2 separate regions of the Mus musculus genome follow, and region 2 is linked to region 1. A link is a loop called in an ENCODE intact Hi-C map of the cell type or tissue named here. Cell type or tissue: gastrocnemius. All regions are shown on one strand. Each heading gives the region's core, and the rest is flanking DNA. Links, peaks and the distances in the headings are about the cores only.

Region 1 (4,378 bases), core at 925-3,424:
TTATCTCCTACATTTATAGGTATGTGTGTGTGTGTTTGAATGTGCGTAGAAGCACAAGTGTGTGCAGGGACAACATACCTGTGTCCCAGTTCTTGTAGAATTCCACACTGGGCCTCCTCCCCCATCACCTTATTCATCGAGGCAGGATCTCTCAGCTGAACCCAAAGCTCTTGGGTTCCTGCCCCCATCCCTGCCTTCTAGACAGGTCACCATACCCATGGACCTGGAGGCTTGAACCCCTGTGCTAATGCTTCTGCTTTAACCACTGAGCCATCTCCACAGAATGGTGGCAGTCCCCTTTCCACAGTCACTATGTGCCCCAGCCTGCCTTGAGCCCCAGACAATCCTCTGCTCTGTCAGCCTTCCTAGTTCCAGAACTCTGGGTATGTAATACAACACCTTGATGTTACTGTTTTTATTTTTAATCAGGTCTGAGGCATTGTAGCTTTTGCTTACGGCCAACAGAGGTCCTCATGGAGTTCCGTTATTGTCTAACCCTCCTCTTCATAATCCCATTACCATCCTGGAATATGTAGATGCTAAATCCTGGGTTATCCACCTGTTCCCCACTCTCTCCTGCCACCCCTGTTGAATGTCCCATCCTTTCTCCTCATCCTCTCAAGGATACCCTTACCTGTGTATTCCCACCAGCATCCACTAATAAGCTGGTTGTAGCCAGTGTGGCCGAGTTGGGAAAGCAAGAGAAGAGAGAAGAAATGAGGTTGGAGACACCGTGGGCCAGGAGTTCCTAGAAGGACACAGCAGGATGAAGATGGGGAAGACGTAGGCACGGGGTGGGGTGGGGTGGGGAGGAGTGAGGCTAAGGGGCTTAACTCTGAAAAGGGATGACATTCACAATTAAGTCACACCTGATTGGGCTCAATAGTGTAGCTGTACTTGTCTGCATAGATGGAGGCCAGAGAGGTGGACACAGCAAAAGTCACCAACGAGATAGGCAGGGAGTCGGCCAGTATCCTGGGCAGCTCATCCAGGGTGGGGAGGAGGGGTTGGGGAAATCTAGGGAAGGAGAAAGCCAGGATAAGGGTGGGTCCGCCGCCGGTGCTACAGGGAACAGAGGAGACAGGAAACAGGAAGGGGCGGGGCAGGGGAGGGGTATCTTGGGAGAGGTGGGCGAAGTCTTTCTCTTACCCTCCAGGCAATGGTCCCACTACCTGGACATTGTATCTTGTGTCCAGGGAAGAGGTGAAGCAGAGCACCGTAGCCAGAAGCACCTGAAAACGATCACACCTTTTGTTTCGTTTTGTTTGTTTTTGTGTGTGTGTTTGTGTTGGGTTTTTGTTTGTTTGTTTGTTTTGTTTTGTTTTTGAGACAGGCTGTCCTGGAACTCACTTTGTAGACTGGCCTCGAACTCAGAAATCCGCCTGCCTCACAAGTGCGTGTGCCACCACTGCCCGGTTTAGAAGAAAGAGGTTTAACATGAAAGAGAATCCCTTTGCGAGTGTGGGGGCCTCTCTAGAGTGTAGCAGCTGATGAGGCCACAGACTAACTCACCTACACTGAAGGAAGAGTCCGTGTTTGCCCGGAGAGAGGGACAAAGGATCTAAGAGGAGGTCCTTTGGGATTGATGGACACAAAAGACACACTTGAGCCAAGTGAGCCATTCTAAGCGGAGAGCACATGTGAGTTGCCTGTGGAAAGCTGTGGCATTCATTTACACTGGAGGAGTTATCTGGGCGGGCAGTGAAAGGAATTACAGTGAGGGTCCCCGAGGAGAGAAAAAGTGCAGTGGGAAGGAAGGAGAGGAGCAAAGAGAGGCCTGACGCTCGACTCCGGTAGTGGAACAGTTCAGGTGTGTGTATGTGTAGCGGGGGAGTTCGGATGGCTCAACTGCTCTGGAAAGATGCTTGGAAAAGTACGCGTCACCGTGATCTCTCGCTTGTGACTCCTGAGATTTCCACAAGGGGGCGACAGCCTCTAGATCTCACTGGATGGGGAGGATCCGGATACAGCGGGGTCCAGGGATCTAGAGCCGCCCTCACCATGACAACTTCTCCTGGGATTGGAGTAAGTAGCCTGTCCCGGAATCGCACGTTTAGTTCCTTGACTGGCACTAGCAACACCAGGCTGAGCGCCGAGATGGTCACTTCTGCAGGACTGCTCTGGGACAGGGCGCTGAGCACCGCGGCCAGCGTCTGCGGGCAGGGACAGTGTGCAAAGGCCGGGTACCAGCGTTAACTGACCCCGAGAGACTCAATACCAACCCACTAGGCCGGGGCAAAACTCTCTTTCCAGAGGCCATCAAGGCTTCTACGTCCCCAGCGCTCTCACGCAGCGCCATAGTTCCTTGCATTCATTCCTTGTTGCCTATCTTAACCCCTTCACCCACCGTCCCTATCGAGCCACCCTTTCCCGTGACATCTAGAAACCTCTTTCCCCACCCCCACCTTGAAGAGAGAAAAGCAGCCGATCTGGCGTGGGAGAGACAATCCCAAGAGGCTTGGCAGCTGGGACACCAGCACGTGCAGCGCGGCCCCGCTGGTCAGCGCCTTGATCACAGGCTCCGATAGAAAGGTGGACAGGACACCAAGCTGCAGCACGAACATCCCCAGCTGTAGAGAAGGCGGCGACAGGTGGGGTCGGGGCGTGGTGCGAAACCTCCAACAGACCAGCCCGCACAGTGCACCAGCTTCCCCACGATATATCTGCCACTCCGGACTGGAAGCCAAGTTCAATGGTGTTTTTATCCTCCCCTCTATCCTCTGGCACAATTGTGTTGGTCCTTTTCGGTGGATTCATCTAAGGTCCTCACCCGGGTCGAGTCCTCGCTTACCATTAGCGCCCCACTCCCGAAGGCCACAGCGGCTGCCGCCCCAACTCTCCGAGCTTCCAGTTGCTCCCTTTCGATTCCACTGAGGTTCCCCGCGAGGGGTTCGGGCACCACCCTCTCGACTACAGAACCGGTCATTAGACTGAGTACTGCGAAAGTTCCTGCAGTCATGGGCCAAATGCAGAGATTAGCATTCGTGCAGCCTGGGGCAGAGCAGCAGCCGTGACTCGCACAGTTCTGGAGTCTCACATGCGTCCCATCCGCTCTCTTAGAAGACCTTAGGATCACGAGCTGGTGCAGCAGCCAGGAACCGATGCGGAAGAGCGCACCCATGGAACCAGTGGGCAAGGAGAAAAGAGTGTACCCACTGGCAAAAAAAAAAAAAAAAAAAAAAAAAAAAAAAAAAAAGTGCCCCTTCCTCACGCTCTCACTGGACCGTGAGCCACTGTGCACCTCTTTCCCTTCAAGGTCATGGTCCCTTCAAGTTGTTTCTTTTAACCAAATGTCACAGGGGACAAGGAGATCCTTGTAAACTGTCGCCTCTATACCCACTCCAACAAGCCTAGGGAGGCGACAGAGTTCTGTGCAAAGGGGGTGGAAATGGGTTGTGGATCCCAAGAGAGGTGGCAAGTAGGAGAGGGAAGGGGGCAGAGGGGAATACAGCCCCAAAGCTTCCAAGTAGCAGCCTTGCTAAGGTGTGTTTGACCCCTGCTTTTAATCCCAGCACGCAAGTGGCAGAGGCAGGATCTCTGAGTTTAAGACCACCTGGTCTGTGGGGAGCTTCAGACCAGCTAAGACTATAAAATGAGACCCTATCTCAAGGGATGAGGGTATGCCTCAAGTCCCTGTCTATTTTCATCCCAAAGAGAAGCAAAGTCATGAGCAGTGTGGCCACTCACCAGTGGACAGGTGTCTCCCAGTGCCCAGTAAACTGTAGATGAGAACAGGAAAGAAAGACGTGTAGAGTCCGAACACCGGGGGCACCGAGGTCAGGAGGGCAAAAGCCATGCCTGGTAGAAAAGTAGAAGGAATCGGGGTGGGGTGGGGTGGGGATGGGATGAGGGTGGGGATGGTGGGGTGCACAACCTCCAGATACTGCCCTTCCCAACACTCTTGGGTTGACACCAGATACTATCAATCATGGCCCCGGAGGGAACGGAAAGGTTAATTAATGGGCCTCAGTGGGAGGTCGTGAGGCTGACAAGGTCACAGATCCTTGCCCACGTCCTGGGTGGCAGGTTTTGTGCCTCTCTACAATTCTCTGAGGCAGAACAGAGTCCAGTATATCTCGCAGAATTGCACAGATGTGGAGGGATGGGGGTGGGGAATTATGATGGAGTCCCTTAGTCCTCTCAAACCGAACCTCAAGCTCCTCCTCTCTGATCCTCCCCCATGCAGGGACACAAGTCCTCCACATCACTGCTGGACTCTCAGCTTCCCAGGGCCCTGCCCTGAAAGCCCCCCATAACTTGGAATTCCAACGGGCTGAAGTTGGGGACTCTTACCCTGGGGCACGTGCACAACGCCCACGGTTACTCCAGCCACAGCATCTCCGAGCAGCCAGGCTCGCCAGCGGTATTGGGGCAGCCA
Region 2 (4,378 bases), core at 1,130-3,629, 160 kb after region 1:
GCCAACCATCATATCCAGCTCTGACTTCAGCTTCCCCAAGGGAAGAGGTGAGGGTATTGAGGGTGGAATAGTCAGAAGAGAAAACAAGCCAGGTCTTCCTGCCTTACAGACCCCCCACCCAAATCCTGAGTATGAGGGCTCTCCACAGTCTGCCCTGGTAAACGGGATGAACAGAACGGTGCTCTCCTCTGGGAGAGTCTGAGTCCATGTTCCTTGTACCAAACGCTTTTATATCTGCTGTCTTCCTTCACCTGTCCCCTCCCCCTTCCCCCACAATTGTCCTGAGCTGGAGAAGACAACGTGGAGGGCCCCACCTGGCAGGTTGCACGTGGTCCCCGGGACTGGGGGTGAAGCATCATTGAACCCCGAGTAGAGTCATGTGGTACACAGGGCTGGACTCCATAGGGAGGTGAAGTTCCTTTTTGATGACTCATCTGAGGTGGGAATCCTAAAGAAGGGCTAGGTGGAGAAGAGGCTGTTAGTGAAGAGAATCAGCCACCAGGAGTCCTTGCTCTGTCCTGCAGGTTTCTGGGAGGTGTGGTTGAAGAAGCCCTGGGGAGGTCCTGAAGAGGGTTCCAATGCGTTGGGGGAGGGGAAGGACTAGAGCTGGGCTGGAGGTTTGAAGGGTCTGAGTCTTCTAGTGGGTGTCAGTACATATCTTGGGGGCCTCTTAATCTGAGGCTGCCAGCACCTCATGGTACCAATGGAGAGATGGCCGTAGGAACCGCCCGGAGATGTACAGCGAGAGTTGATGAAAGCCACCAGGGAGCTGGGTGAGGTCCGGATTACGGTTTGCAGGTCGAGGCTGGCATCAGAAAGGGGCGAGATGGAGAGAGCCCGCTTCTTTGTTAATTTGACTGAACTCCGAGGAGGAGGAGGAGGAGGAAAGAGAGATCCTAGGGCAGGAGACAGGAGTTAAGATGTAGTAAAGGGGGCTGGAGAGATGGTTCTGTGGTTAAGAGCACTTGCCGTTCCTTCAAAGAATCTGAGTATGATTTCTAGTACCCACATCAAGCAGTTCACTACTTCCTGTAACTCCATCTCCAGGGATGGTCCCACACCCTGGGCCTCAGGGAGGGCGCCAGGACCTGCACAGCCTCACACAGACATATACATTGTTACAAAAATAAAATTACAATGGGGGGGAAAGATACTGTAAAGGTACATTGTATCCCTGCACTTGGTGGGTGGGGCCTCGCTCAAAAACCTTGCTGCTTTTGCCTTGCTCTGCCTAGAGCCTCTTGATTGATTGTCCCCTGGTTGCCTTTGTCTCTGGATGTTTCTTACCTTGAGTTTGGCCCTAGCTTCCCCACCTTCTCCTGCAGAGCAAGTCCCAGACGGGCAGGGGCAGGGGGGATTGCCCCAGTGCTCACCTTCAGTGCAGCTGCTGGTCTCTCTGGCTGCTCCATAACCCTGGGACCCTGACATAAAGTTGGCTTGGTGGCAAAAGGGCAGACCAGAAAGTCCTAGAAAAGAGAGACAGCTGGAGCCAGGTCTTTGAATGGGGAATACAGGGCTTACCTTAAGACCCAACATAAGATATGATCCCAAACTCTAAACATACATGGTGGTGTGTGTGTGTGTGTGTGTGTGTGTGTGTGTGTGTAAATCCTCCTGTAGATAGGAAACTAGAATGCGCTAGGGATGGAGTTGAGAGGATCCTGGCGCTAGGTGAGACGACTGCCAAGTCCTCAAGGCCCAGGGACTGGTAAATGTATTCACCTTCTGTTCCCATGCTGGGGACTCCTTGGCTGTGGAGGGGTCGGAGACAGCATGGCTCACTATAGCTATTGACTTGTGGTGGAGTCATTGGATTGAACATGGCGTCTCAGGGAAGGATGAGGGGACCTGTGGAAAGGAATGTAGATCTGCCAGTTATAAAGATGGAACGAAACAGAGAAGATAAATGACAGTTTCAGGCACAGATCCCCCCCCCCCCCCGCCCGCCAGCATGTCCCTTGTGCCTCTAACCCTCATCTCAGAAACTGGTCATGGAAATCAATAACGTTTTTCAGCTTCCTTAAGAAGAAACATCCCAAAGAGTGGGCAGAAGCAGCCGTTCAGTCTTGGGGATCCACAGTCTCTGTATGTACAAGGGAATGTTAGGGACTAACTGATCCAACACAAGTCCTAGGTGATTTTTAATGCCATGAGCTCTCTCTACTTGCTTTTCTTTTTTCTTTTCCCTCTACCATTTCTTGTTCTGGCCATGGGCCAGCTTTGAGGTGTGTGATGGTGGAACACACGGAAGGTCTGACTTCATGCCCAGGGCTGCCGGCTCATGCCCAAGAGCAGAGCTCATGAGCAATCTCTCCAGTGTCCACTAGAGGGAGACCTCGTTTCAGTCCAGATAGACTGGTAGGGCCAGAAGAGAACACAAATGATCTGTCCTCAGACAGAGAACTATGTGTGGGAGGGAATAAGACTTCAGAGCAGAGCGTCTCCCCGACTTTTGAGTAAAAAGGATGAGAGCTAAAGTCATTCTGAGGCGGTTTAACTCTGGGTTTACCTATCCCGTTTGGTTTTGGGGGAAATCGGGAAGGGGCTGTCAGGAAAGTCTTAATGGGAATGAGAAAACGAAGTCCTCAAGGCTAGAGAGAGAGGAGCTGATGCGAGGTCCGCTTTCCCTCAACAAGTTTTTACTCCACTCCAGGTTTTTCAGCCTTCCGGGAACGGAGGGTGGGGTGGGGCGGGGTGGGGTGGAGAACCACTGGGAGCGGGCCGGCCGGCGCGGTGGGTGATCCCGGGATGCTGGGATTTAGGGTGAGGGCGGGGTAAAATGGGGAACGGAACCCGGACCCTACGACCCAGCCAAAGTGCTGTAGCCCGGGCTACCTTTGCTAACTCCTCCTTTTCCAGCCGAGACCCGAATCCCGCATCCAAGACCTCCCAGCTCGACATTGGCACTAACGTGGGGGTGGGGGGCACAGCTGGCTGGCAGCTGGATGAGGGGGCACATCTCCCGCCTCTCTCCTCTGTGACTCATTCAAGGGAAGGGAAGGACTTGTAAAGGACCCCCAGACACTAGAAGTTCCCTCAAAGTTGTCACTCTTCCTGTTCCATTGCCCGAGAGCTCCAAGAGACAGGATAAAAACGGGGCGACAGCCCCCTTCACCGAGAGCCACCGCCTACACTCACGCCTCCCTCTTCATACTACTAACTTTTCCAGTTTCAGTAAAGGTTTTCTGGGCTGGATGGGAGCATGAGAATTAGCCTACCAAAGACCCGAATCATCTTCGCAGTCTATTTTCTAGAGTCCTCTACGTACGTACCCCTTCTCCCCAACTCCCTGGAGTCGGCCCCACCCCCTTTTCCCGGTCCCGCCTTCCCCGCCCCCGTGCCTTCTCGGCCCACCCAAGTCGCCGCCGCAGGCTCTGGCTGCAGACGGCTCAGCTTCCCCGCCCGCCTGGGGAGCCCAGAAAAGCGAGGGGGGGGGTGAAGGGTGGAACATTCTTCCCTCTCTCAGCGCATCCTGAAAGCAGGCAGTAGCGCCCGGGGGGGGGGGGGAGGCACTATTGGAAAGTGGGGTCCCTATAGTGGAGTGGGAAAAAAGAAACCAGAAACTAAGAGAAAGAAGTGCCTGTGTAAATAAGGTGTGCGCGGAGAGGACACCTTGGATTCCTGGGTATCTCCGCCGGCTTCCTAAGGGTTAACCCCTATAGACCCCCGGGAACCCCCTAGTGACGTCAAGAGTGAGTCGGAGACGTCTGTCCGGCGGGGATGCCCAGAGAGATAATGGAGGGGGGTCCTTCTGAACCCCGCCCCCCTAGGGTAAATCACCCGCGTTCACGAACTTTCTTCCCAGAAGAAAACTGCCCATCTTTTCTCCCCGTACTGGAAGGAAAGACCTATACCATAAAGTCCCTGGTTCTCCGGATGCCCCAAACCCTCGGCCTCTACGGAGTTTCCTTTCCTTGATGCTGTTCCCAAAGCTAACTGTCCTGGGTTGATTGTTTCAGGGTCATGGGGCCTGAAAGAGGATTCAGAGCGGGGAGCAAGGGCAGGCAGGGTGGTCTGAGCCAGAGGAGGGGCCTCGGTCCCCAGATCCCGCTTGGGCGGGGGGCCAACAGGGATACACAAGCTGGCAGTAGCCAGTGGTCCCGCTCTGCCCCAGTAGGGGTCTCCCGGCGCCTGGCTTCAGCTGCCCCGGTGGTCCTGAGGTCAGAGGGTCAAAACAAGGTCTCCCCAGCTCTTCCTCTTCCTCGGGGGCCCTGCCCACAGTCTTTGGGAACTCAGAAGTCCAGAATTCCTAGGGATTTTCTACGGCCTACACCGCATGTTAGGAAACCCACCCAGCCTCCTCCCGAGTCCAAACCCACTCCTTTGCCCCTAAACCCCATGTGCACATCTGTCACAGCCACAGGTCAGGAGTCCAATC

The links. Peaks named below come from ENCODE experiments on the same cell type or tissue, not always from the same donor. Only the 100,000 strongest peaks of a DNase experiment are listed, where the experiment ranks them.
Region 2: it touches region 1 in a loop (2.4-fold over the local background); 12 of 42 quality-filtered maps call a loop at or near these places.

Annotation. Positions count from the first base shown.
Region 1 is chr10:127,175,938-127,180,315 of GRCm38, forward strand. It overlaps Slc26a10 (solute carrier family 26, member 10), which reads right to left. Exons shown (of 18, transcript NM_177615.4): 1 at 4,294-4,378; 2 at 3,688-3,798; 3 at 2,792-2,949; 4 at 2,406-2,570; 5 at 2,001-2,153; 6 at 1,150-1,232; 7 at 870-1,017; 8 at 635-748. Among named protein-coding and RNA genes, the nearest start is that of Slc26a10, 2.5 kb to the right of the region's middle. In gastrocnemius, for the core only: a CTCF peak has its summit at 1,912 (motif pointing right); a DNase peak (open chromatin) is centred at 1,941; H3K4me3 peaks cover 1,653 bases; H3K27ac peaks cover 974 bases.
Region 2 is chr10:127,336,699-127,341,076 of GRCm38, forward strand. Gli1 (GLI-Kruppel family member GLI1) reads right to left here. Exons shown (of 13, transcript NM_010296.2): 3 at 1,723-1,848; 4 at 1,374-1,466; 5 at 692-896; 6 at 315-459; 7 at 1-30. The coding sequence starts at 1,822. Among named protein-coding and RNA genes, the nearest start is that of Gli1, 2.7 kb to the right of the region's middle. In gastrocnemius, for the core only: a CTCF peak has its summit at 2,321 (motif pointing right); DNase peaks (open chromatin) are centred at 1,714, 2,301, 2,719 and 3,358; H3K4me3 peaks cover 1,357 bases; H3K27ac peaks cover 1,245 bases.